2 separate regions of the Homo sapiens genome follow, and region 2 is linked to region 1. A link is a loop called in an ENCODE intact Hi-C map of the cell type or tissue named here. Cell type or tissue: heart right ventricle. All regions are shown on one strand. Each heading gives the region's core, and the rest is flanking DNA. Links, peaks and the distances in the headings are about the cores only. Region 1 overlaps NOL10 (nucleolar protein 10). Region 2 has its middle 35 kb from the start of ODC1-DT.

The links. Hi-C counts contacts between places; a loop is a spot of excess contacts. Peaks named below come from ENCODE experiments on the same cell type or tissue, not always from the same donor. Only the 100,000 strongest peaks of a DNase experiment are listed, where the experiment ranks them.
Region 2: a loop joins it to region 1, with 2.4 times the contacts of the local background. A loop is called at or near these places in 1 of 110 quality-filtered maps.

What each region holds. Positions count from the first base shown.
Region 1 is chr2:10,633,390-10,636,211 of GRCh38, forward strand. All of the region lies in intron 13 of NOL10 (nucleolar protein 10), which reads right to left. Among named protein-coding and RNA genes, the nearest start is that of NOL10, 55 kb to the right of the region's middle. In heart right ventricle, for the core only: no CTCF peak of the experiment used is centred there; no DNase peak of the experiment used is centred there; H3K27ac peaks cover 908 bases.
Region 2 is chr2:10,483,555-10,486,376 of GRCh38, forward strand. No RefSeq gene overlaps it. Among named protein-coding and RNA genes, the nearest start is that of ODC1-DT, 35 kb to the left of the region's middle. In heart right ventricle, for the core only: no CTCF peak of the experiment used is centred there; no DNase peak of the experiment used is centred there; H3K27me3 peaks cover 897 bases.

The sequences.
Region 1 (2,822 bases), core at 292-2,791:
TAATATATAATTGATATATTAATTATATATTAATGTATCATAACATTGGTATTAATTATATATTGATATATTATTAATATACAGCCCATAAGTTATTCCCCACTTATGGTAACAGTGGCTGGGGATTTGGTTTAACAGCCCATAAGTTATTCCCCATTTATGGTGGCAGTGGCTGAGGATTTGGTTTAACAGTCTGACTATTTGGTGATCTTTGTAAATAGATTAATGCTTAATAGAGATCTATTCTCTGTTGAGTGAGAAGAAAACAGAATCTGATTCTTTAGTCTCTTTCTGCTTTTCTATTATGTAAGACTTTTCAAGTTGTAAGCAAAATAATGAGCCACTGGAAGGTTTTAAGCAGAAGAGTAACACAATCTGATTTATATTTGTTTTGTTTATATGTATGTGTGTGTGTGTGTGTGTGTATATATATATATTTATTATTATTATTTTAAGCAACAGGGTCTTGCTCTGTCACCCAGGCTGGAGTGCAGTAGCATGGTCATAGCTTACTGTAGCCTCAAACTCCTGGGCTCAAGGGATCCTCCTGCCTCAGCATCCCAAGTAGCTGGAACTACAGACACATGTCACCACACCTGGTTAATTTTTAAAACTTTTTGTGGAAATGGGGTCTCACTATGTTGCCCAGGCTGGTTTCAAACTCCTAGGCTCAAGCAATCCTCTTGCCTCAGCCACCCAAAGCACTGGTATTACAGGTGTGACCAACCGCACTGGGCCTGTTTTGTTTATATTTTTAATATTTTACATCAGTCTGGCTGTTACATGGAAAATAGGTTACAAGAGAGACAAAAGCAGAAGCAGAAAGATCAGTTATCCAGTATTACAGTAATCCAGAGGCCTGATGGAAGGGAAGCACTGAGAAATGGCTGGATGTGGAACAAAATCTGCAAACAGCTGATGGACTGGATGACGAGGCATGAAGTGGAGAGGAGAGGAAACAAGGATGGCTCCTGCGCTCTAAGCCTAGACAGCCGAGTGAGCAACAACAAGGCTTCAGCTGAAATGGAGACCCTGGCAGGTGGGGTGCAGGTGGGGAGCTGGATCAGAAGTTCTGATGTAGACACATTAAACAGGATGTGCTATTAGACATCCAAGTGGAGAAGCCGAGTAGACTGGTGGATATGTACCTCTGTAGCTCAGAGGGAAGGCTGGAGAGGGAAAATTGGACGTCATTAACACACAGCTGTTATATAAAGCCTAGTTATATAAAGCCTAGGCATAAACAAGCTCCCTGGGAGAGAATATAAATAAAGAAGAGACAAGGACTAAGTCCTAGCGCTCACTAACATTCAGAGGTCAGGGGAGAGAGGCAAGATCCGAAGTCTAGGACGTTATCAGCAGGAGGAGGAGCCAGTGAAGACTGAAAAGAGATAACTAGATGAAAGAAGGAATCCCAGGAGAATGTGGCCTTCTAGAAGCTGGGCACAGAGTTTTAAGGAGGCCTGGTCAACTGTGTTTCTAAATACCACTTGGAGATAAAGTAAAATGATGTGCATATGAGATGTATGTTCAAGGAGAAAGGGAGGATGACTGTACACGTCTGTCCAGGAAAAGCAATACAGGCTGAGTAGCCTGTTTCTAAAATGCTTGAGATCAGAAGGATTTTAAATTTTTGATTTTTTTTTTGGCTTTTGGAACATTTGTATAAAAATAATGAGATATCTTGGGATGAGACCCAAGTCTAAACATGAAATTCATTCATGCTTCATATACACTTTATACACACAGACTGAAGGTAATTTTATACCTTTAAACATTTTATATTTTTAATAATTTTTGGCAGGAAACAGACTTTAGGTTAAGTCTCATGTTTGGATTTTCCACTTGTGGAGTCATGTTGGCACTCAAAAGAGTTTTAAATTTTGGAGCGTCTGCATTTCAGATTTTTGGATTATAGAGGCTCAACCTCTACGTTCTCTATCGGCCAACATTCTCTCTACTGTTCTCTTTTGTTTCCAGAGATTGTGGGACAAATATGGTCATTCACTATTTTGCCCCAGATATGTGCTATGATCATAAGGCAAAGAAAACACCAAGTCTCCAACCCTGAAATTCAAATTTAAGATGAAGGTGGGGGAGATTTTTACAAATCTATATATAATATCTACACAGAAGAAGGGGGCTGATAAAATATCTACATAAAAAAGAGACTGATACAAAGTGCCTGACCCTTGACTTAGGGAAAATGCGTAGGAAGCCACTGAACCCTGCTGCCTTCCTTCACAGCGCTTAGTCACAGATCTGTTTATCACCACCCCTCACCTAGATTGTAAGCTCACAAGGGCGGTGAGTGTACAATAGAGAACATGTTGGTTTTCTTCACCAACATATTCCTGCAGCCTAGTACCGTACTCAATATATCCTTACTGAACAAATACAAGCACTTGTTGGTCTCCTACATTTACTTTTATAATATAGGAAGACAAAATAAAAATATTAAGAGACAAAATAGCAAAACACTCGTCCATCTAGGAATTTCATGTATTTCTTATTTTTTTTAAGAGAGTCTGTGTCACCCAGGCTGGAGTGCGGTAGCACGACCTCGGCTCACCGTAACCTCTGTCTGCCAGACTCAAGTTATTCTCATGCCTCAGCCTCCCAAGTAGCTGGGATTACAGGCACGTGCCAAAGCATGCTCAGCTATTTTTTTGTATTTTAGTAGAGACAGGGTTTCGCCTTGTTGGCCAGGCTAGTCTCAAGCTCTTGGCCTCAAGTGATCTACCCGCCTCGGCCTCCCAAAGTGCTGGGATTACAGGCATGAGCCACCATGCCTGGCCCATCCAGGAATTTTTGACACTTAT
Region 2 (2,822 bases), core at 262-2,761, 150 kb before region 1:
TACTAACAACCCCATGTATATGTCTCTTTGCTCATATAATAATATACAAAAATATATATGGTTTTCATCACATCGTTTGCAAAAGTCAGATCATACCTTATACAGTTCTTTGCATCTTAGTTTTCTCAATGAAGTCAACAATCGTAACTCAAATTCATTCTTTTAAATGGCTACATAATTAAGTCTAAGGTGAGAATTACTGTACTTTATTCAACCCTCTCGTTGATAGGTATTCACTTTGTTCCCACAGTTTTCCAGGGCTACAATCCTTGAATATCAAGCCTTATGTATGGATGCTTTTGTGTCTATGTGTTCGTTTCCCAGGAAAAGGATTTTTGCGGATCTGAAGGGTTATTATTCTAACAGGTATTGCCAGATTGACTCTCAATACTCTCAAGTAAGCTGTAACCAGTAAATGAGTACTCATTTCCCCATACCCCAAGAACAAAACATGTTATTGCTGTTTTTAAATTTTGGTAGTTTTACACTTGTAAAGAATCATCTGGGCCAGGTGTGGTGGCTCACGCCTCCAATCCCAGCACTCTGGGAGGCCGAGGCAGGTAGATCACTTGAGGTCAGGAGTTTGAGACCAGCCTGGTCAACATGGTGAAACCCAGTCTCTACTAAAAGTACAAAACTTAGCTGGGTGTGGCAGCCTGCACCTGTAGTCCCAGCTACTCGGGAGGCTGAGGCACGAGAATCGCTTGAATCCAGATGGTGGAGGTTGCAGTGAGCCAAGATTGGGCCACTGCACTCCAGCCTGGGAGACAGAGCAAGATTCAGTCTCAAAAAAAAAAAAAAAAGAAAAAGAAAAAAAAGAAAAATCTGACCACTATTTTAAATTGCAGAGAATCTTTAGAAATTTTTGTTAGTCATTTGGGTTTGCCCTTTGGTGAATTGCTTCTCTAGATCCTTGGCCCGTTTTTTAACTGGGTGATTGTCTCTTACTAATTTGTAAGAGCTCTTTCTTTGCATACAAGACATGAAGCCACTGGCCTCTGAGTTGCAAGTGTTTGTAACTAGCACCTTGTTTATTGTATCTTTTGCTATAAACAATTTTAAATGGCTTAATGTCAACAAATATGTCTGTCTTCAAAAAAAAAAACTTCTGAGTTAAGAGAGTTTTCCCTACCATTAAATTATTAAGTAATCTTTAAAAACAGAAAAAAGGAAAGAAATCTTTACTGTCTTGCTATTGATGTCTTTGTCAAAATCCATCATTTTATAAATTGTAAGATTGAGGACCAAGTAATCTATCTTTTCCCATTAGTGAAAAAGAACATCTTCTTCATGTGTTAGAATCTTAAATGTACTGGGATCTATTTCTGCTTTCTCTGTTTGGTTCTAGAACTAGCTTTCTATTCCAATGCCAACAGTCTGTTACTTTGAATAGAGTGGCTTTCGGGCATGTCTTGATCTGAAAATGCAAATTCCCCCAATGATTCTATTTCAAAAGGTTTTATTTCTTAGGAATTAATTTTCCCCAACAAGCTTTATGATAATTTTATCCAATTCTCTGCCTCTTAAAAAATACTTGGCCAGGTATTAGGGTTTACACTTGTAATCCCAGCACTTTGGGAGGCTGAGGTAAGAGGATTGCTTGAGGCCAGGAGTTTGAGACCAACCCGAGCAACAAAGTGAGAGCCCCATCTCTATAAAATATGTGCATAAAAGAAAAAATATATAATATAATATATATATTAAGTATATAATATATAAATAAAAGAAAAAAGTACTCCATCAGAATTCTATTTGAAGTTGCATTAACTTTATACATTAATTCTAGGAGGGGTACTTTAAGTTAAACATATGCATTCCCATCCAAGCTTTCTCTTCATTCAGTCTGCTTTATGCCATCCAATTAGAGTTTACATAGGACATTATTCTTTCTTGTTACATTTTATTTCTGAACACTTCATAGCTTTGGTTGCTATTGTAAATACACTTTTTTCCATTTTAGTTGCTTATGACTAGAATAGACAGAAGCTGTCAGTATTTGTATAATTTGTCTAATTATCTAGTATCTAGCAATGTCACCAATACTCATTGATAATTTCTAGTTACTTTTACTAATCTCTTGAGTTTTCTAAGTGCATAGTCATATCATCCACAAAAATAGACAAATTTATTTCTTGTTTTCCAAGGTCTCAAAATGGTTTTATAGGCTTTTGATGTTATTGCATTCGCTGGAACCACGACAATATTCAATAATAATAATGGTCATATTATCACCCTTGTACAGTTCCTGATTTAAATGAACTGGTTCTAGAGTTTCACTCTTTAGAAAAATATCCTCTGTTGGTTCTTGGTGAATGCCTTATATTTCCAAATCGTTTCCATAATCTATCATAGAGGTTTTTAAAGAAAAGATGTTACATTTTGTCAAATGTCTTTTAGGCTTAATTGGAGTGTGTGTGTGTGTGTGTGTGTGTGTGTGTGTGTGCGCGCCCACATGCATGTGTGATTTTTCAAAAATTGTTTTCCCTTTGTTTTTGAAGAAGATACTTTTATGCTTGTAAATGTGCACCTGCATATAGTCTGTCACTCATTCTTTCTGATTTTAATTCATGTCTGTGGTTTTTCAAAGACAAAAACTAAGCAAAAGGCTTTTTGCATATGATGGAATAGTGTATTATTGAAAATATTATATATTCAATGACTAGCATCATGGTAAGAGAATCATGAAGTAAGTTAAAGTGAAAAAAACCCCTCAGTATACAAAACCATGTATAGCATCAACCTAGTCTTTAAAACAAGAAATACTCATCTATACATGACAAACCACAGAAAGGAAATACTGTATATAATGTTAATAGAAGTTT